2 separate regions of the Homo sapiens genome follow, and region 1 is linked to region 2. Evidence: chromatin loops called from intact Hi-C (ENCODE). Cell type or tissue: endothelial cell of umbilical vein. All regions are shown on one strand. Each heading gives the region's core, and the rest is flanking DNA. Links, peaks and the distances in the headings are about the cores only. Region 1 overlaps LOC124901750 (a long non-coding RNA gene). Region 2 overlaps BPGM (bisphosphoglycerate mutase).

The links. Hi-C counts contacts between places; a loop is a spot of excess contacts. Peaks named below come from ENCODE experiments on the same cell type or tissue, not always from the same donor. Only the 100,000 strongest peaks of a DNase experiment are listed, where the experiment ranks them.
Region 1: a loop joins it to region 2, with 9 times the contacts of the local background. A loop is called at or near these places in 5 of 110 quality-filtered maps.

What each region holds. Positions count from the first base shown.
Region 1 is chr7:134,715,233-134,726,988 of GRCh38, forward strand. The region is part of intron 1 of LOC124901750 (a long non-coding RNA gene); the gene reads right to left. It also overlaps a transcript of CALD1 not described here. Among named protein-coding and RNA genes, the nearest start is that of CALD1, 59 kb to the right of the region's middle. In endothelial cell of umbilical vein, for the core only: no CTCF peak of the experiment used is centred there; a DNase peak (open chromatin) is centred at 5,139; H3K27ac peaks cover 1,522 bases.
Region 2 is chr7:134,664,249-134,676,004 of GRCh38, forward strand. All of the region lies in intron 2 of BPGM (bisphosphoglycerate mutase), which reads left to right. The region is part of intron 1 of LOC124901750 (a long non-coding RNA gene); the gene reads right to left. Among named protein-coding and RNA genes, the nearest start is that of BPGM, 23 kb to the left of the region's middle. In endothelial cell of umbilical vein, for the core only: no CTCF peak of the experiment used is centred there; a DNase peak (open chromatin) is centred at 5,823; H3K27ac peaks cover 4,000 bases.

The DNA of each region.
Region 1 (11,756 bases), core at 3,445-7,444, 51 kb after region 2:
ACTTCTACTACTGGGTGAGCTTGGTTAAGTTCAAACCCAGAAACAGCATTTCTCTCTTGAAATATATTTTCGCTCTTGTGTATATATTTGAATGTCTTACAGTTGTGTCTTTGAACAGATCATGTAGGTCTGCTATAATCTGTCCCTGAATTTGGGCCTGTGCATGTACCCAAAAGTAAACTATTGCAAGTATACACCCTCTATTAACATGGGAAAGACCACGCTCCATTAAATTGCTGGGTAGGGCTTGGGTGTATATGGTCAGCATTGTGCTCTCTTCTGGGGTGAAAATCAGTTATCCAATACAAGTGGACATGTTATGCATTGTCTTATGGCAGTAACATATTGTAGTAGTTTTAATGAATTAAACTTTCTTGCCTTCAGGTTTATAAATTTTATACGTATATATGTATATGTGTATGAGACAGAGTTTATGTTTATATTTATTTTCCTCTGCCCCACAAGTGGGAATGGGATAATTATGCTTACAATAAGAAATGTATCAAGATAAAAATGACAAGTCTGACCAGGTCGAAGGCCAGTCAATGAAGGCCATGTGTGGAAAATTTTCTCATAAAGTCATGCAGAGACAAGGAAAACATTAATAATTATTTGTCATTGGGATTCACCTTTTATGGAGCTAAAAGTTACTGGATGTACTTCATGCAGTAAAAATTTGCAAAATAGTTTTACGATGCCTGCCAAGTTACAATGGTATTTTGTTTTATTATTATTATTATTATACTTTAAGTTTTAGGGTACATGTGCACAATGTGCAGGTTAGTTACATATGTATACATGTGCCATGCTGGTCTGCTGCAGCCATACAATGGTATTTTGAAACAGAATATAGTGAGAATAAAAATAAGGTTATTGGTATCTTACAGTGTGTCTTGAACTTACTGTACCTAGAAAACGGAATATGAACTAAAATTAAATCTTACAATAAAAAGTCACATTCAGCATGACTCTAAGTAGATGTACTCTGAGGGAAAATGGAATGTACCATCAGGGGTAGTTTTGTTAAACCATCTGTTTAAACAATGCAACTGGCTACTATAAAAATTCAACCACTCTCACTGTCTCATAAGATACTAGCTCAGATGCAAGAATTATCACCCAGTGTGTTTAATGAATCAATTAAAAGGCTGAAATTTTGTGAAATTTTGATAGCTCCAGTGGACAAGACTCTGTGTTGCTTGCTTTTGTATTGTAAGTCCATGCAGGCAAATATGAGAAAGATTTATTATTTTCTAAACTCTTGAAATGTACATGACAGAAGAAGAAACTTTTAGATGTTTGAATCAGTTTTTAACACACCATCAAATAAATTGGCAAAAATATAAGCAAAAATATAAATGGACAGAGTGAAAACAATGTCAGGGAAAAAACTCAGCCAGAAGGGTTCATGTCAACACCATGACCAAAGTGAGTTCAAATATTCATGGCAGGTAGAGTGGATGTGAGCTAGTTATTAAAAAGATGACAGCATCTTTCAAAACTACATTGCACCATGCCTTGCAAATTATCAGTTTTATTAAGGAATAGTATTTATACTGTAGACTTTGATGTGTGATATGGATTATGTGAATAGTGAGTTCTAGAATTTACCTTTTTCACACCAAAGACCAATGCCAAATGAGATAAGAAATCACTGGTCTTCGATTTTTTGTGGTTATTGTTGTTGGTAAACAAGCTCCATTACCATACTATCTCTCAAATATAACAAGGTTTGACCACTGAAGCTTTATATATATACTTATCTTAGACTCTGTCTATCTATCTATCATCTATCTATCTGTCTATAATATATTTAATTTTTAGGACGGTATATTTTTACAGAATAATTGAGCAGAAAGTACAGTGAGTTCCGTCTCTTTCCCCCACCTCAACACACACAGTTTCCCCTAGTGTTAACATCTGACATTAGTGTGGTACACTTGTTAAAACTGATTAATCAAAACCAATAATGCTATTATGAACTAAAATCCATGGTTTAGGGTAGGGTTCATTCTGTGTTGCATAGGTCTATGTGTTTTGACAAATGTATAATGTCATGTATCTGCCATAACAGTGCCATACATAATGGTGTCACCACCCAAAGGACCACTGTAGTTTTAATAAGCTGAAAAAGCCCAATTGGAAAAGCAGAGTGACCTTGGTACCTTGCTTACAATGGCCAAGAAAGCACCAGGAATGAAATCGGAACACATTTCAGTTTCATTCAACACATCGCATTTCATGCAATACCAACTAAATGTACCTGCTTTGATCCTGAGAATGAAGGAAAATAAGGGGATAGAAGGTGGCCAGGCAGAAGGAATGGTGTGATGCAGAGAAAGCACTGGAATCCAGCTGCACTTGGCTGCTCAGACTGGAGCATTCGCCCGCCTCCCTGTGCTCAGGCTCCGGGTCCATAAAGTCAAAGTGAGGAGTTTGACTCCATGATAGGGAAGGCCCTGCCAGCTCCACTTGAAAGAAGGCACAATTATTATAACCAGGGCTTGTATATGTTTAATGGATTGGTAAACATTTTCCTTAAGCCCCAGGATTTTTTTGTGTGTGCCAATTGCCTTTGGAGATTTCAAGAATTAAAAAACAAATGACTAAGAAAACATAAATATGGAGACATATATTTCCGATTTTTAGCTTCTTAGTAAATAACTTGCTTGGACTACAGCTAAAACAAAGAGAAAATGCTAGCAATATAGATGGTTTCTAGATAAAAGAACATTCTTCTTGTCATGGAAAAAAAACAATACTAACTATGTGAATGCTTCCAGAAGGTAGAATTTTCATTTGGTACCTATTTTTCTTTTTCCCTTTTGTTTTTAAACACAGAATCAATCTAAAGTTGGTTCATGGTAAGAGAAGAAAAATGGGAGAGCAGTTTTTTTATAAGTGCCTGTGGATTTATTCTGAAACCCTAAGTTCTAGATTGAAAACATTTTTTTAAATCCTCCTCTTGGGAAAGAAGATGAAATCCAAAGGATTGTGTGAATTTACACTATTAATAATAGCTACCATTTATTGTAAGCTTGATGTCATAAGCACTTTACATGGATTATAACATTCTATCCACTCATCAATCTTATGAAGTAGACACTGTTATTATCTCCATTTTACAGACATGACAAAAAGGCACAGAGAAGTTAAATAGCTTGCCCAAGGTCACTCTGTGGTGGTTAAGCTGGGATTTGAGCCGAGGCAGGTTGACTTCTGAACCTGAGTTTTTAATCACTAAACTCAACTGCTATAAATTACATACTTATATTTATTTGTATACATGTGTTTATTTAATGGGAAAAAAATGTTTCATATAATGATGTATCTGAGATGGGAGCAGAGACAAGTAGTAAAATACAGATGATTTATAAAAGGCTTGTTATGCATTAAAAATGCATAAAACCTGGCCTCAGCTGTTTTAAAATTAGAGTAAATTACTGTACAAATTTCTGTTGCAATCAGAAGACGTTGGCTACTGCTGTTGTTGTGAATAATAAAATTCTTTGTCTCTGACCCAGAAGTCTCATGTCTTATACTGGTTGCTAGTTTTCAAGAAGGGTAAAATCTAAGACCCTTAGCAGTTCTTGACAACTGTTTCTGGAGTTTTTATTTCCCCAAAATATTGTCACTATTGCTTAGATGTCATACCTAGATGAATAACACTTGCCAAATAAATTTTTGAGTCAAGTTGAATGAAATAATTACCTTTTACTGGGAACCTATCAGTGGTTCTCACCCATGCTAGCCTCATGACTACTGTGTACACTATAGAGTATTATCTCCATTTTGCAAATGAAGAAACTGAGGTATAAGGACATTATTTTCCCCAATATCCTACAGCTCACAAATGTTAGAACTAAGGTCTGAAGCTAGTCCAATGTTCTTTCTGCCACTATTGCCTCTTAAAACATTTTAGCTACAGAAATATTAACTTTCAGACCAAATTATGAAGGTCACTGGGAACGGAAAAATGATTGTTTAAAGAGAAAATTTAAGCTTCAGAGAAGAAGGAAAGGGAGAAGTGAAGAATAAATAAGGAAGAAAAAAATAGAAAGAGGAGAGACAAAAAGGGATAAAAAAATATGTCCAAATAACTTTACAGGGCAAATAGAGGGCTGGGGTCCCTACAACAAGAGTTGGGAGCAGAACAGGGTTATGAGGCTCGCCAGAGGAACTTGGTGTAGACCTGTAAAAAGTAGCAGAGCACCCAGGGTGAAGCCTAGGAAGAGCCAAACAGCCAATCTAAATAAAGTACCAATCAGGCAAAGGGCTAGAGTCCAGGGAAATGGGGCAGTCATCATTGTCTCCTAGAAAGAGCAGGCAGAGAACAGCGTCCAGGGAAAGAAACCGGTAGTTTGCGAGGGGGGATAGGAGAGATTTCTCCAAGCACAGGAAGAGTGTAGCTGGGCCCATCAATGGCCATTGTCCGATATGTGTTTGTCCATTTTGTTTTGCTTGGACGTCAACGGCCTTGTGTGTGTGCAAAAAAGAGCTTTTAAGGACCCCAATCTGGTTTGGACAAGGTGACAGAAGCCAAAAGTTACCTTGGTTGAGTCTTAAGGGAATGAATTTTGAGAGTTACCTGTTCAAAAGCCAAAATGTTCAAATCCCGAAATGTTCACATCAATCACCAAAGATGCCCCCGAAATGTTCACATCAATCGCCAAAGATGCCCGCAGTGAGTGTTTGTTTTCTTGTTTGTATCTCTGTTTCAACTCAGTTGTACTTTGAGCTACACAGATCCTTCAAAAGAATAAAAGCTGGGTTTCTTAACCCCCGCTTTGGTTAGCGTGTATGCTTTCAGCACCTATGTTTAGTATTTTTTAGAATGTAGCCTTTGTAAACTTCACCCACTGTATTTTGCTGAAGTCAGACTCACCCTTTGTTCACCAGTAATCAGCAAACATTTGTTAGTGACGACAGTGGCACTCTGGTTAGCCCTCCTCTTTTTTTTTTTTTTTTTTTTCCTTGCAGAGCATAGTTGAAATAATTTGGGAAAGTTTCTCTTCTTCAAGGAGCTGGGAAAGAATGATGAATGGGCCCCTTGTTCTGATGCATCCTTCTATTTCCTGCAGAGGAAAAAACTGACGGCTGCTAATCTCTGTGTGTTCAGGAGCTCTACCTTCCTTCCTAATAAGATCGCTGTTGTAATAAGCATGTGCCATGGAGGTGAAGCAGAGTTTCCCATTATTTATTAGGCCTGAGTCCTCATTAGTAACTTCTTTATAAAATAAACATGAGGCTTTGCAGAAATGGGGAACAAGAGCCTACTTCATACAAAGTACAATGATAAATGTCTCCTGTGGCCCCAGATTCCAACGCTTAACATCTGTGATCTCCCCATCTCCATGGCAACATAAAGTAAATAGTAAAAATAGTCCAAATCCAGGAAAAACACAGCAGGGAATGTCTGTCCTAAAGGAAAACAAACGCTTAACATGCACTCATACATGAGCAAGAGGACCCACATGAAATGTAGCAGTTGGTCAATAGGAAAACAACAGAGAGTGGGGAATGAAGGGTCTTCAAGCTAGCAGACAAGAAATGTCAGATGATTTGAAGAAGTGTTGTCTGCTTTCAGTAGGAGGCCTGAAGGGAACATTGTGTCTTATATTCATGGGCTTGTACAGTGTGTATTTTACATTTTGTACAAATGTGTTTTGAATTATAAGCTTGTCATATTACACTAGATTTAAAGGGAACCATAGATTATAAAAGTAATAGCATCAAACAAAGAGTTGAGAACTGGTGATTTGGTGTTTGCCATGTAACTTCTTAGCAAAGCTGTGGTCTGCCTAACAGACCCTCTGAATCTTCTCCCTACCTGTAGCCCAACAGCCTGGGGCTGTTCCTGATATTCGCTATAGGCCGCTGGAACAGGAGGCTCTGTGGCCTCCCTGTGTCCCCCACAGTTGTGGCAAGAGCAGTGGAGCAGCCCTCTGGAAGAGAAGAATGTTCCCCTTAGGGGTGCAAGAAAATGCCTGGGAATAGGATATTTTCAAGAACGGCGATTTTCAGTTAATTTAATTTTCTGATTAACTGCAGTGACTTTGGGCCTTTCAACTCACTGAGCCTGGTTTAAGTCATCTGCAAAAAAAAAAAAAAAAAGGATGGGGTACTTCATGACCCTGGAGTCCTGCCAGCCTTGGAATTCTGCAATTCTATGAATTGAGCACAAGGCATGATTTTGTTTCAGCCTTTGTGGATTAAAAAACTTAGAATTCCTGGGTTTCTACTATAGTAGAACAGTTTCTACTGTTCTACTGCTGGTTTCTACTGCTATAGTAGAACAGTTTACTGGGTTTACTGTTCTACTATAGCAAAAAATACAACCCCATGGCTGTGTGTGTTTAGGGGAGGTGGGGGGGTGAAGGGTGGATGTGGTTTAGGGGAAAGACCGAGGGGGTCTACAGCCAATCCCAGTGACTAGCTGTGTGACCTCAGGCCAGTTATTCCACCCTTCTTGGCGGTAGTGTCTCCATCTCCATCAATGGAGATGATGGTATTCCTTGCAACATTATTGCTGTAGGAATACTGGTAAATGATCAACATATGGTAACCACAATATCCTATCAGATTTGGAGTCAGTACTTGAAGAATATTTTTCATCACATAGGTAAGACTTGATAGTAGTGGGGTAGCTCGTGCTGTGTAATTTATGGAACGCAGTCTCAATACTTTGTGATGGGGTTTCCGTTTGGCTCTAAGCAAGTGTGACTCTACCCTGAAGATCTATGGTGGGGTTTTTCTTTTCATTCCCTGACTGTAGCTTTTTCCTCTGATGGTTTTTCTCTTTCTTAAAGCTAGAGCACAGCTAAAACATTCTAGTTAAGTGAATATCCTAGAATGGCTGGATCCTAACACGTGGAAGTCTTTACTGTATGATTTGTGCACAGACACCTTGCCGGTTATTCACAGGTCGTGTTCAAATTTAAAGCTCACCAGGAGTCAATAGCCACAAAGATGACTTTGGAGCAGATTCCCTCTCTTCTATTGTTCCTTTCCTCCGGCCAAGTTTCTCTTCTCTTTGCCACTTTTTTCCTCTCTTACCCTTTCACCATTCTCTTTTCTCTTTTCTTCTTCTTCTAATCTTTTGATTTTAGTGTTCTCATCTTTCCAACTTTGTGCTGTGCATTCTGCAGTAGTTCGATTTTGTTTATTTATTTATTTATTTATTTATTTGTTTGTTTGTTTGTTTCTGAGATGGAATCTTCCTCTGTCGCCCAGGCTGGAGTGCAGTGGCACAATCTCAGCTCACTGCACCCTCTGCCTCCCAGGTTCAAGCGATTCTCCTGCCTCAGCCTCCCCGAGTAGCTAGGATTACAGGAGCATGCCACCACACCTGGCTAATTTTTGTATTTTTAGTAGACACAGGGTTTCACCATATTGGTCAGGCTGGTCTCGAACTCCTGACCTCGTGATCTGCCCACCTCAGCCTCCCAAAGTGCTGAGATTACAGGTGTGAACCACCGTGCCTGGCCTCTACCGTAGTTTTATTTCTCACTCCTTTGTTACATCTTATTCCACCCCCTCCACCTTTCCTTTCTGCTATCCTTTTACTTCCATTTACCCACAGTCCCTGCTGGGAGGCCTTTTCTATTAGATATATAGTGGAAAGGCAAGTCAGCTTTTCTTTGAATTTAGGAAAATGGGACTCACAGTTAACTTCTGGGGCTGAATTTCCAGAGGCCTTTGTCAGAGAGCCCAGCTGCTCTAGAATGAGAGCTATCAGGATGAGACCTACCAGCTGCCTGGGGTTGTAGTGATTCCAGAGGCACCAGGATTCTAACCAGCCAAGGGAAGCACTAACACGGATTGGTTTCTAATATTAACTATCACCCCCACAGCTAAGCCTGAGTATGAAGCTCATCTCTATCAGTTATCAGCTGACCGACCTTGGATAAATTACTCAATCTTTTTGAGTTTCAGTTCTTGCGTAAAAAGATATAACTGTTATACCTCCTCGAGGCATATCACAGATTAAATGAGATCACATATGTAAAGGGCATTTAGGGTAATCTGAAGTTTCTCTGCAGTTTCTGCATCTTGGCCTAGGATTTTTAATCCCTTAGGAAAATTCTGTCTATCTTCTGGGTAGTTTAGGGTTAGTATGGCTCAGAGCCCTACCCTGGTCCTCTTGTCCTGACATTAATTGAGTTAGAAATAAGGTAGTGCTCAATATCATGCTATATACCACTGCTCTTGGCACCCTTAAATCCAGCCATACTCAATACCCCCAATATTCCCATTTGATTCACTAATGACTCAAGCTGTCAAGTACAGTAGAAAAGGTAACTTTTTTTTTTTTTTTTTTTTTTTTTTTTGCAGAAAACTGCAAGCTCAAAACCAGTTTTAAACCTCATTCCAGGTCTGTTTAAAGCAGTGTTCTCAAGTGGGGGTGATTTTGTCTCTTAGAGAACATGTGGCATGTCTGGAAATATTTCTGACTGTCACAATTTTGGGGGCAGTCTGGGATGGTGCTACTGGTACATAATGAGTGGAAGCCACGGATGCTACTGAATGTTCCACAATGCAAAGAATGCACCTGTTCCAAATGTCCATAGTGCTGAGGTTGAGAAAGCCTAGTTTAGAGGTAGCCAGTTGGACAAAATCATGTTGGAAGTAGGGGGATTCTCTTGGCTTTAGAATCCTACTGTTTATTGAGTCTGAGAAAAGCCTGGATAGAGGAGGCGTTCAATGGGATCTGAAAAATATTTTAAAACTGAGCTGCTGTTATGAATTCAGAGAAGCATATTTGCCTTTTAGACAAAAAGATGTGGGGCCTCTTGCATGCCAAAAATTTGCTCAGGGTTTGCTATGCGGCAGCAGGAGAATCTGTCCATAAAAGGGATGGACTTTGCTGCCCAGAGGGATTCCCTTCAAGGGTTTCCCTTGTGAGCCTGAAGAATCACTGGGAAAGGGCAAGCCTGGCCAGCTTCGAGTTCCAGCCCCTCACCAAGGCGTGTTTATATTTCTCCGGAGGTGAGAGTGAATACACTTTAGGGAAGGGAAGGCACTCTAGCCCTAAAAAGGGGTTGTTTAGCAACCATCTTCTTGTTTCTTGGATATGAAGATTAACCAGCTTAGCTGGGAAAGGCCTTTGAGAAGGGAACCTAGGTTTAATATTCAGGGGAAGCTGAGAGAAAGGCATCACTGAGGGGAGAGCGCCTGGGGTTGTAGCTCAGAAAGATATAAGTCTGAACCTCAGCTCCTCCAGCTGTGGACTGACTCTGTGACCTTGGACAAAGAAAGGAAAAATAACTAAGATTACAGCACACCTACTGTATGCCAGACTTGATGGTAGTGTTGCATATGCAATATGATTTCACTTTATTTTTACAATAGCACATGAAAATAGTTTAGCTAAATCATATAGTCAGTAGCTGGCTAAAGAACTCTTGGTTTGTTTGACTCCAAGGTCCACGATTCTTCTATACCACACTGTCTCCCAAAGTCCTTAGCTTCTTTAAGCCTCAGTTTCATTGCTTGTGAAACAGGTACAGAGGAAGATTAGGAAAGTGAATTTAGAACAATCCAGTATGCTTCAGCCAGCACTCCTCCAGGGGGAGCTCCATACTCCTTCCTCCTTTCTACTGCCCTCTCCCTCCTCTTCTGAGGTTGGATGGCCTTAAGAACGTGTATCAGCCATTCACACCCAGGGGGACATCAGTGTGCTGAGAACAAGGTCCTGTGCCTAACCAGGAGGCTGGCTTCTGCATCCTTCTCTTCCTCTGCAAAGCTTCAGCTAATTCCCTGTGTCTAGGAGCCAAGAGGTGGGTGCAGTCAACCCCCTCTTCTTGTGGCCTCCCTTTTCTATTTAATTTCTGAGAATGATGACATGAGGTGGCCTAGGGATTGCTCCTGACAGCCAGAAAGAACTGTAATCTCTTTCACTCCTCAAACACCATTCTCCAGGGCCACAGCCCTGGCCTGAGTACCTATGTGGACAGCCCAGACTAGCTCTATTCAAGGCCTCAAAGTAAGCCTTTCCTTAATTCAATATTTCTGGATCTTAGTGCAGAAATTGACAGTGATATCTCTCCTCAGGCCTGTCATCCATGGAACAAAAGGAGGTGTCCATGGGTTCAACCTATCTCCCTGGATTCTACATTCCATGTGGGATCCAAACCATCCTGAAAACGAAGTGTCACTTTGTCTGTTTTATAATTTGTATGCATCTCTCTCTCAAAGGGCTTTTCAAAAGTGGGTGATTTAGGGCAGGATTTGCAATTCCTCAATTTCCTGAGCATGTATAGCATTAATATCACCCTTAGATTCTGTGGTACCCCCAATTCTAACAGTTGGTGCTTGACAAATATCACTCTTCAGTGCTCTTGTCCCACCTAACAAAGCTGAAAACAAGACCTGAAAGGATCAATTTATTTCCAAGGGCAATGGGCTGAATGGTGGCCCAAAGACATTGGATTTTAATCCCTGGAACCTATAAATGTCACCTTATTTGAAAAAAGAGTCTTTACTGATGTGATTACCTTAAGGATCTTGACATGAGAATAACATCCTGGATTATCTGGCTGGGCCCTTGATGCCACCACAAGTGTCATCATAAGAGTGAGGCAGGAGGAGATTAGATGTACGCAGAGGAGAAGGTGCTACAAAGACAGAGGCACATTGGAGTGACGTGGCCAAGGCACTACCAGAAGCTAGAAGAGGTCAGGAATGAATTCTCTTCTAAAACCTCTATGGGGTCCCCTGATGACACTTTGCTTTCAGACTTCTGGTCTCTAGTACTGTGAAATAATAAATTTCTATTGTTTTAAGCTACTAAATTTGGGTAATTTGTTACAGCAGCATTAGAAGACTAATACACCAAGTAACTTAACTGAATCTTATAACAAAACCCAAGAATACTTATAGGAATACACCATTATTCAGCACCTAACAAGATAAAATCCACAATGGCTAACATCCCACCAAAAATTACCAGGCATGCAAAAAAAGCTGAGAAATACAACACATAAGGAGAAGAAAAATCAGCTGAAACTGATTCAGAAAAGACTCAGATAATACAATTAGCATATATAACTATATAAGCATATATAAATATATAAGAATATATTAATATATTAGCATATATAATCTTAATTGATCTTTATATATTATATGTATATAACTTAATATAATATATATCTTTTTATATATTATATTATATAGCTTTATATATATAATATATATTATATAGCTTTATATATATAATATATATTATATAGCTTTAGATATATAATATATATTATATAGCTTTAGATATATAATATACAATATATTATATATATATATAAAGATCAGGACACGGATGCTGCCAGGGATACAGCTGAAATACAGAATTATGTTACAAAAGGACAAAAAGGAGAACATTGGCAGACAGCTGGCAGTTCTAGCCATCACCATAAAAAAAAAATTTGTATCACCAGTTGTATTAGTCAGGGCTTTATAATTGCAAACAACTCAAACAGATGTGGTTGATTTCAGCAGAAAAAGCATTTAATAAAAGGGTATTGTGTATTTCACAGACTTCAAAACCAGGCTTAGAAATTGAACAGGGACAAATGAGGCCTGGCAGCAGCCAGGACCACAGCTAAAATCTTGCTCCAGAGCCCATCTAGTGAGGATAATGCTGGACGTCACAGCTCACCCCTGAAGTCACCATCACTCCACATCTGGTGCTCCTCAGCCACTGTTGTCACTAGAAAGTCCACATTGTTGGCAGTACTGCCGCCAACCTCCAGAAATGT
Region 2 (11,756 bases), core at 3,583-7,582:
TTTCTAGGGGCTGGAAGTCCCAAATCAAGGTGTGAGCAGGGCTGTGCTCTCTCTGATGACTCTAGGAGACAATTCTTCCTTGCCTTGGCTAGCTTCGGTGTTTGTCGGCAATCTTTGATGTTCTGTGGCTTGCAGAAGCATCACTCCTTGGCATTCTCCTTGTGTGTGTGTTTCTTATCCACATTTCCCCTTTTATAAGGCCACCAATAATATTAGCCTGCCGCCTCCCACCAGTGACCTCCATTTTAATGGGATTATTCTCTGTTAAACACTGTATTTCCAAATAGGGTCACATTATGAGGAGTTTGGGACTTCAGCCTGTCTTTTTGAGGGGATCACAGTTCAAACCATCACAATGCCCAAGAGGAATGAAAGCACATGTCCACACAACAACTTGTACCTAAACCTGCAGAGCAGCATTATTCACAATAGACAAAAGATGGAAACAACCCAAGTGTTCATCAACTTATAAATGGGGTCTATCTATACAATGGAATATTATTTGGCAATGAAAGGGAAGGTGATGCTGATACATGCTACCATATGGGTGAACATTGAAATAACTCTGTTATGTGAAAGAAGCCAGCCACAAGGGATCACATATTAGAGGATTTCATTTATATGAAATACCCAGAATAGGCAAATCTTTAGAAACAGAAGGTAGAGTGGTTGTTGCCTAGAGGGTAGGGAGGATGGAAGATTTTGCAAGTGATTTGCTGATGGGTACAGAGTTTCTTGTTGGGGTGATAAAAATATTCTAAAATTGATTGTAGTGAGGGTTGCACAACTCTGAATATGCTAAGAGCCATTGAGTTGTACACTTTGTGTGGGTGAATTGTATGTGAATTATATCTCATTAAAGCTGGAAAAATAATCAATGGAATTGAAAGGTTAAAGGATTTGTCATTGGCCTAGAAAACAGTGGGGGGTGGCAAACATACGGAAGTGATAACAAAACTGAAATGCATGGCTGTGGAGTGTAGAATACTGGGGAAAATCAAAGTGCACATATACACCATGGAATACTATGCAGCCATAAAAAATGATGAGTTCATATCCTTTGTAGGGACATGGATGAAATTGGAAACCATCATTCTCAGTAAACTATCGCAAGAACAAAAAAACAAACACCGCATATTCTCACTCATAGGTGGGAATTGAACAATGAGATCACATGGACACAGGAAGGGGAATATCACACTCTGGGGACTGTGGTGGGGTTGGGGGAGGGGGGAGGGATAGTATTGGGAGATATACCTAATGCTAGATGACACATTAGTGGGTGCAGCGCACCAGCATGGCACATGTATACATATGTAACTAACCTGCACAATGTGCACATGTACCCTAAAACTTAGAGTATAATAAAAAAAATAAAATAAAATAAAATAAAAATTAATGAAAAAAAAAAAAAAAAAAAAAAAAGTGCAGCTTTGACCACTGGGGCAGAAGTGGACTTACAGGGCTCATTGGGAAATAAGCAGGCATTGGTCTTCAGGCAGCTTCCAGTCCTTCATCTAAAGGGCTTTTTATTTTATTTTATTTTTTATTTTTATTTTTTTAAGTTGGAAGTATGAAACTGAATGACCTTTTCTTTTCTTTTAGAGATTAATGACATTTTCTTTTCTTTTCTTTTCTTTTCTTTTTTAGACAAAGTCTCGCTGTGTTGCCCAGGCTGGAATGCAGTGGTTCGATCTTGGCCCACTGCAACCTTCGCCTCCTGAGTTCAAGCGATTCTCATGCCTCAGCCTTCTGAGTAGCTAGGATTATAGGTGTGTACCACCACACCTGGCTAATTTTTGTAATTTTTTAGTAGAGATGGGGTTTTGCCACGTTTGCCAGGCAGGTCTCGAACTCCTGGCCTCAAGCGATCTACCCACCTCAACCTCCCAAAGTCTGGGATTACGGCATGAGCCACTGCGCACCTGGCCATTAATGACATTTTAAAGTAGCCTTACATTATAACTCCTATCCCTATTACCATAAACAGGCTTTATAGAAAATGTTTTTATTTGGGGGATAATTGATGTAAAACAGTGGGGTTGGTGTAGAAAGAAGTAAATTGTAGGAAATGACTTCAGTAGGAAGTATGTGAACACAGAAAAAGACATGGGCTGCCAGAGAGGGAGGTATCTATGAGAGAGGTAGAGAATAAAAATGATGGGGTTGATGACCAAGGAGGATGGCAGATAGAGGGAAAAAATGGCAGAAAAGCCAGAACATGCAGTTAGGATAAGACCATAGCCTAGAAAACTAATGGAATGGATGTGAGGATCCGGATTTGTCCACAGGAAAATAGAAGGATGGTTTGTAATCTTGATTCTCACCCATTCTGGATATGATGACTTTGTTCCTTTTTGGCCTATAGTACCTCCTGGTGGTACTCCAATTAACACTAATGGAGTTCTTAGATGTTGCTGTAGTTCTCTACTGTGACTTAACTCCCACACCTAACATGGAAGAAATTATGTCATGTGCATGAAATAGGCTGGATTGGATTTCAGGATCACTGCATAAGTTATTGTCTCTAAATGTCAATCTGTGTTAGTAAAGTTTCTCTTACAGTGTCTATTGAAAAATAAGGTCCCAAGTATTCTTTTTCACAACTGCAAGAATTAAGCATAAGTGACTTTCTCAAGATCAGAAGACATAGTATGTCATCATATTTTTTTCACATCATTTCTGTTAATTTAGTGAGATTTTAGCCCTTTCAAAATTGATTGTAGATGTATTCACTCACCAGAATAGGCATGTTAATCTAATGTTAGTCCTCTTGTATTGCATGTCTAACTTTCCACAGCTCAAGTTACAGGGTTTGTGTGCTTCTTGGTAACTTACCAACCTAAAAGAAAGCATTTCATTGGATTTAGATGCTAACTTTTCAAGACTCAAAAAATTAAGTGAATCTCCCCTACTGTTTAGGGGGGAAATAAAGGTTTTCTTTTATAGGAAGGACTGCTTTGCCAGTTCATGTGTATGTGTTTATGGTGGTACAAAATATAAGTTACCATCTTAATTGCCAATTTATGCTTACTATCAAGTTACATGATCATACATGCCCATTTTGTGGTTAATGCCTGTTGTCCGAATGTAATTATTAATAGCATCTCCTTTTACTTTCAAAAGTGCCCCAGTCTGGATGATAAATTATGTGGTTACCTCACTATAAAAATATTGAGCTGGGTGTGGGGTCACGCACCTGTAGTCTCAACTACTAGGGAAGCGGAGGCAGGAGGATTGCTTGTGCCTAGGCTTGAGATCAGCCTGGACAACATAGTGAGACCCCATTTTAGAAAAATAAAAACGTAAAAATGAAGACGTTAGCTTTCACTACTGTTAAGAATTGAATCTAGAAATGGGCATAACCAGGGTTTTATATTTCCTGTAAGCACAAAAGTTGCTAAATTTCTTTGCATTTATTATAAAAGTAAAAACACTTGTGGCTGCAGATTCATCTGGTTCCAAGCCGTGCTTTCTAGAGATGTTTATGTAAACTTCTCCCATATAAAATGGGCTCTTTCAAGGGACTGGAGTAATTTTTCCCTATTTTGTCTCTAAACTGCTTGACAAGCTAAAAAAGTTTTACCTACTGGGGCGGAGTGTGGTAACGGATAGCATCAATGACAGCATACTGTCCTATCAGAAAAATACTTTCTTATTGTTTGAAAACTAGGGTGGGAAGAATCATGACCCCAGTTAAATAACTAATTAGAATATTGGTCTATGCTGAAATCTCAAATTGCTTTAAGATCTTTCTACTAAGAGTATGCTAGTATTACTCATCTCCTCTTAGGTCTAGTCTTAGAGGTGTCATCCATATACCTCAACAGTAAAGAGTGTTGGTTCTGAAGATGTTAGTTGTTTCTCAGATATTTGATATTATGACACTGTAGGCAGTCATATCCTGACTGATGCTTTCTCCATTTGTGGAAAAGAAGACAGGTGCTGTTGGAGGAAACTGAAATCTAAAGAGACTCTAGATTCCTTGGCCGTGATCATGGTAATTAGTTGGCATCAAGAACTCTACTCAAAACTCAGTTCACTGAGGCTCCACACACAGTTATCACCTGGGCTTTAAAACTTTTTTCTAAAAGGTAGCCTTTCCCTTGACCTATTCTTTGTTTGGAATACTGTGTTTTAAGAAGCTGAGTCAAGAACATCCATGGCAGGTAAACTATAAAAAGGTAATTTAATGCAACTAATTGAGTCTTAAATTATTACTGCTGTTATAACATTGTGGTCTGAATGGCACACTCTAGCATAGCTATACGGGATGACCTTTATTCAGTGCATACTGCATGCCAAGCACAGTTTTAGGCATTTTACGTACACATGTTGTTTTATGTAGGAACTAGAACATGGCTCTGAACTCACTGGAAAGCTATGGTTCAATACTGCGTTTTACTTTGCTGTTTAGTATATCCTGGTCATATTTTTTATTTCATTTGATCAATCATTGATCACTAAGCTGTTTTGCTTAAAGAAACTGCTTTAGTAAAAAGAAGCAAACTATTGATACACCCATCATCATGGATGAACCTCAGCTGCATTTTGCCAAGTGAAAGAAATTGGGCTAAAAAAGCTGTGTATTGTATGATTCCATTTATGTGCCATTTGGGAAAATATAGAACTATCGGGAAATAACAGATTGGTGGGGTAAGAGTAGGCTGCTGGGGGCACAAGGAAATTTTAAGGGGTTGATAGAGCTGTTTTATATCCTGATTGGTTATTACACTACTGTATGCAGTTGTCAAAACTCATAGAACTGTATGCTAAAAAGGGTGACTTTTGCTATATGTAAATTATACCTGAAAAAAGACTTGCTTTATCCAGTGAACTCACCATTGCCTTAATTGGGACCTTACCTTTTGTTCACAAAGGTAATAGACTACATTAGTCAATTAGGAGAATTAAGTGAAGGGTTGAAGGTTTGCTATATGCACCTATCTGTGCCTTTGAAAACTAACCTGGAGGGCATTTGTTATGCTTTCTCAAGGCTTCAGGAGCCATCTGGTTCTGACTTTAGCACCTAAACCATGGTCATTATAGGGAACTGCCTTTTAAAGTCCTTCTTCATGAGAAGTTATGTTTGAGAATCTTGCTAATGTTATAGGTTGAAAGCTCCTCTAATAAAGGTTTTTTTTATTTTTTTATTTTTTTATCCCAGACTATCTCTGCTTATTATCATCAATTTCTTTAGCCTTAATTGGGCCTTCCATCCCCTCCTTTTTCTCTTGTAACAACCTAGTCTAGGAGCGGGTCAACAAGGACCTCCTGGAGTCAGCGCAGATGAATGGTACACTGAGAGGCAAGTGATACTGATTCGGAGCTAGATAACACTCTTGTATAAGAATTGCAAACACTGAAACCACATGTCAGTGCCTAAGACAGGCTTCCTGGCTGATGGGGATGACCTCTCCCCTGTCAAATGACTTATTTATATAATATCTCTGCTCATAAATCATATATGCTTTTGAGATTGCTTTACTTTTAATCTGATGATAGTTAATGCTTTCGGAAGAAGTCAAAACAAGACATACAGAATATTATATAGTAAAAAAATGCCTACTTAAGGGACTGCTTTACTGGCTTTTAGAAGTACCATTATTATGCTAATAAGTCCAGGTTAAAAAGCAGGGCCCACCTCTGACTGGTTCAGACACACTTCTCACAAAGCACCACCGTGAAAACATCTAACGCAGACCTAAGTATCTGAAAGCATCCTGTACTGTAGCGTTCCAGACAGGCGTGTGTTTCATTCTCTGTGGTTGGCATAGTCACTTCCTGTTTGTTTCCTGCTGGCGCACGTCCAAGGAAAAGCCAGGTACCAAACTGAAACACTGGATGTAGTCTGCATCTTGCCAGAGGAAATGGATTGTTTAGTCTGGGTTTAAGCACAGGACGAGGCAGTTTCAAGTTTGGAGTAAGAGTGACACACAAGACACTCATGCAAGACAGACTTGATCCCTGAAGACCTGTGTGCAGCTGCATACATAGCAAGGCACAGAAGTGCTGAGATAAAATTAGAGACTCAGGGAGGAAAGGTCAGCTGGGACTAGCTGTGGGGACGGGGACTGATGAGTTGGTTACCTTTGGCATTTTAGTGTGATATTTTCAGAAGCAGCCAATTCAGGCCTCGCTTCTGTGAGGCAAGTAGTTGCCTATTGGTGTGGTTAAGCTTTCTTTTATAATAATTGATTTATAGAACCCTTTATTTTTTAAACATTATAGGCTATTTTAACTATAAAATTAAACGTAGAATGGATTCTTCTCTCTGCCTTACTCTAAATTAGTGGCTGTTATTTTATCGTGTTATTCAAATCACCCTAGCATATCTTTACATATATAGTATTCAGATCTTAAAGAATTAAAATTAAAAATAGATCATTTATGAAACTCTGAATCTCTAGTTTCAGCTCTTATTGGCCATAAAGGAATACAGAACTCTTATCACAGATTGTCGGTGGGGTTTGAATTGTGACTTACTTGACCAGGAGAGGAAAGTGAGGAATGAATGGGTGGCACCTTATTAAATGAATGAGTTGACTGGAGTTGTTTCCCTTTTTTTTCTAATTCCAAAGAGTATACACTACCGAATTGGGGTTTCTTCTTTCCTTCTCATCCTGTAGCGAATCTTTCTGTCTCTCTGACCATCTCTTCTGGTTTTCTAAAATTCAAAGATTTTGAACACTTTGGAGAAAATCAAAGAACATCTAAAGCCATTTAATTTGAATTGTTTATTTTATTGGCACTAGATGTAAACAGCTTTTTGTTCAAGGCTAAGATTCTTTTAATTCTCCTTTTTTTTTCTTGGTAAGGTCATAGGAGAGCACAGTGTTTAATCAAGGCTTCAACAATAAAAGACTAGATTTAATTTGAAAACCCAGAGAGTTCGAATTTATTCAATTCAGGTTTGCACCTAGGGTTCACTAAATCAGGTCTTGTTCATGGTACAAGGGATATAGCACCTATATGTGAATGAGACACACAAGGTCCTTTTGTGGAGCTTTTAACCTCTTTCTGAAATTTGTCTGTACTGTACCTCTGACAAAGTCCTTAGGGTGTTTTCATATATAGGCTTTATGTTTTAGGATTTTTAAATTAACATTTTGTTCTTTTTTTTTTTTTTTTGAGATGGAGTCTCGCTCTGTTGCCCAGGCTGGAGTGCAGTGGTGCAATCTGGGCTCACTGCAAGCTCCACCTCCCAGGTTCACGCCATTCTCCCACCTCAGCCTCCCAAGTAGCTGGGACTACAGGTACCCGCCACCACGCCCGGCTAATTTTGTTTTTGTATTTTTATTAGAGACGGGGTTTCACTGTGTTAGCCAGGATGGCCTCGATCTCCTGACCTCGTGATTGCCTGCCTCGGCCTCCCAAAGTGCTGGGATTATGGGCATGAGCCACCACACCCAGCCTAACATTTTATTCCTTATAGCCTTTAGTTATATGTAAAAAGTAGATTCACATAATAAATACAGCTGTAATTACTTAGTGGATCATATTACTGAATAATTTCTGGACCCTAGCAGCCAAACCATAAAAGTGTTACTTACAGTTGAATAAACATTTACTAAATCTTGCAGTGGGTAAAGCACTGTGTTGTAACAGCATGGGTGATACAGAAATGGATCAAACATTGTTCCTGCTCTCAAGGAATTTATAATCCTGGTGGGAAAAGTGAGCATTTGCACAAGCACCTCTACCAGGAGGTGCTTTAGTAGATGTACAGTGTACATAACAGTTTGTCTTTGGTTCCTGTTCCTGCTATGGTGACTTAGGGGAGGGGGTTGGTAGGTGCAAATTTGACTTCCTGAAGTTATTCCTCTATGCAGAAAATAAAGTTGTTTGACTTTCTCCCCAATTTTGGCCTTGAGCTACTTCCTGGACTTATTACCCCAAACTTTCATTATTTCTTCCTTAAAATATCCCATTATTTAAATTGACTGCAGTTAGCTCCTAGGTGCTTCTACATGAAGATTCGATACTTAAAGGCAGACTTTAAGTATTTAACACAGACTTAAAGACTTTAACACAGACTTAAAGACTTCAACACAGACTTAAAGGCAATGGTGGACCCTTAAAGACAAGGGTAGCTGTGAAGGGAAACACCACTGAGTTCTCACCCTGCACCTGCTCCTCTCCACCCTACTGTAGAACACAGTGCCTTGCCCATTGCAAGAATTTAGTGAATGTTTGTTCAACTGTAAGTAACACTATTATGGTTTGGCTGCTAGGGTCCAGAAATTATTTAGTAATATGGTCCACTAAGTAATGACAACTGTATTTAACTCCACACCACTGTGGAGAGGGGTAGGTACAGGGTGAGAACTCAGCAGTGTTTCCCTTTTCAGCCAACCCTGGAACAATATGGATTTGAACTGCATAGGTTCACTTATACATGGATTTTTTCCCAAAACAACTTGGATCAAAAATACTACACTTGCTAGATGTGAAATCTGTATATACATAAGGCTGATAGGACTAATTCAGTTTGGTTTAATATAGTTCAGATGCATTATTCTGGCCTTAGGAGCTCTGCCTGCTTAACTTTCTTAGGATGATGAATGTAACTTATGCCAAAATTGAGTAATGAGTAATGGCTTCACTGTGGTTTTTCCTAATTTGCTGTTTTAAAATTTTAGTTGGCCGGGCGCGGTGGCTCACACCTGTAATCTCAGCACTTTGGGAGGCCGAGGCGGGCAGATCACGAGGTCAGGAGATAGAGACCATCCTGGCTAACATGGTGAAACCCCATCTCTACTAAAAATACAAAAAAGTAGCCGGGTGTGGTGGCGGGCACCTGTAGTCCCAACTACTCTGGAGGCTGAGGCAGGAGAATGGCGTGAACCCAGGAGGCGGAGCTTGCAGTGAGCTGAGATCGCGCCACTGCACTCCAGCCTGGGCGACAGAGCGAGACTCCATCTCAAAAAGAAAATAATAATAATAAAATAAAATAAAACAAAATTTTAGTCACTTAAGTCTCATTGACTGATTATTAACCAGTCTAAGTATTTTAAATATTTGTAAGTAATTAGTCTGCTGTGTGAATGGCTTGAGTAGTCATTAAAGTGGAATGTTGATTTTATTTATTTATTGGAAACATTTCTATTTTTGTTGAACTCTCCTTCCTTTGTAGTTGAAATATTACGGCGGCCTTTGTTTATTTGGCTCTTTAATTTGGTCCCACACAAAAGGGACCAAACTTGAGAGTGCTGCTATTAAACAGGGGACCTGTTGGATCCGGTTAGATCTGAGGCCATGGTCAAACAAGTGAATCCCATGTATACCCAAGCCCCTTGCTGAAGACCTGGAACTCGTTTCTAAAGTCACAGACAACAACCCCTAAACATGGCCCATCATAATCGCAGTGTGTTAGCTGGGGATCAGACAAACTTATTCATTCCCTTTACCAGTCGTGGGAACACTGGATGGCATCAGCAGATGTCCATTTAGGACCCAGCCTTTCACGAGGGCAGAGCATTCATATAAACATTCTTCTCTCTCCTCCTCAGTAGTCGTGGAAATAACCATGGATAAGTCACCTGACCAGGGTTTAAATCCTGGGGATTTGGTAGTTTAAAAAGGTCCATTTTTACTGCCTTAATAGTCCTGTGAGTAGAGCAGGTTTTTATTTAACCACTCTGGATCTGTTTCCTTTTTTTTTTTTTTTTTTTTTTAAATTGAGACAGAGTCTTGCTGTGTCACCCAGGCTGGAGTGCAATGGCACAATCTCGGTTCACTGCAACCTCCACCTCCCAGGATCAAGCAATTCTCCTGCCTCAGCCTCCCAAGTAGCTGGGATTACAGGCGTCCACCACCACGCCTGGCTAATTTTTGTATTTTTAGTAGAGACAGGGTTTCACCATGTTGCCCAGGCTGGTCTTGAACTCCTGACCTCAAGTGATCCACCCACCTCAGCCTCCCAAAGTGCTGAGATTAGAGGCATGAGCCACTGCGCCCAGCCCTGTTTACTATTTTTTAACATCTTTATTGCGTTATAATTCACATACTATGCAATTCGCCATTTAAAGTATACAATTAAATGGCTTTTAGTGTATTCACAAAATTGTAAATCCATTACCACAATCAATGTTGGAACATTTTCACTACCCTAAAAAGAAACCCAGTGCCCCTTAGCTGTTATCACCCCCCCAGTTCCTCCCCTATTCCACCCAGCCCTGGGCAACAACTAATCTACTTTGTGTCACTATAGATTCACCTGTTGTGGACATTTCATGTAAATGGACTTATGCAGTAAGTGGTCCTTTGTGACTGGCTTCTTTTATTTAGTAGCATCATGCTTTCAAGATTCATCCAAGAACCTTGTTGTGGTTTGGTTCAGTACTTCATTCCTTTTCATTGCCAAATAATATTCTATTGTATGGATATACCACATTTAATTTATCTGTTCATTAGTTAATGGACATTTGTGTTGTGTTCACTTTTTGACTATTATGAGTAATGCTGCTATGAAGGTTTGTGTACAAGTTTTGTATAGACTCATATTTCACTTCTCTTGGGTATATGCTTAGTAGTGGAATTGCTGGGTCATATGGTAGATCTGTGTTTAACAAAAGGAATTGCCAGACTGTTTTCGAAAGAGGCTATAGCCTTTTGCATACCTGATTTTACAGTGTATTATGATTCCAGTTTCTCCACATCCTTATTCACACTTGTTTATAATCTGACTTTTTATTGTTGCCATCCTAGAGGGTACAAAGTAGTATCTCATTGTGGTTTTGATTTGCATTTCCTTGATAGCTAGTAATATTAAGCCTATTTTTATGTACTTATTGACCTTTTGTATATCTTTGGAGAAATGGCTGTTTAAACCTTTTGCCCATTTTTAAATTTGATCATTTGTCTTTTTATTATTGGAGACAGTTCTTATATCTGATAAGGAACTTGTATCTAGACTATATATGATATACAAATTTTTCTCCCATTCTCTGGGTTGCCTTTTTATGTTCTTAATAGTGTCCTTTGAAGCACAAACATTTTTAATTTTTATATACCCAGTTTATTTTTTTCTTGTGTATGCTTTTGGTGTCATATCTGAGAAACCATTAATTAACTCAAGGTGATGAAGACTTTACTCCTATGGCTTTTTTTCTAAAAATTTTTACAATTTTAGCTCTTGACTCTAAGTCTTTGATTCATTTTGAGTTAATTTTTATATAAAGTATGAGTCAGGGGTCCAACTTCATTCTTTCACATATGGATATACAGTTATCCCAGTACTATTTGTTGAAAAGATTATTGTTTCTGCATTTCATTGTCTTGGCACACTTGTTGGAAATCAATTGATAAAAAATATGAGGGTTTATTTTGGGTTCCCAATTCTATTTCATTGATCTGTGTGTATCTTGATTACTATAGCTTTGTAGTAAGTTTTGAAATCAGGAACTATGAGTCCCTTGGTTTATTTCTTCTTTTTCAAGATTGTTTTGGCTATTCTGAGTACCTTAGATTTCCATATGAACTTTAAGATCAGTTTGTCAATTTATACAAAAAAGTCCATTGAGATTTTTGATAGGATTGTATTGAATCTGTATGTTAATTTAGGAAATATTGCCCTCTTAACAGTGTTATGTCTTCTAATCCATAAATACATATTTAGGTTTTCTTTCATTTGAACACTGTGTTGTAGTAGTCAGAGTATAGTTTTGTACTTCTTAGGTTAAATTTATTTTTAGCATTTTATTCTTTTTGATGTTATTATAAATAGAATTGTTTGCTTAATCTTTCATGTTGCT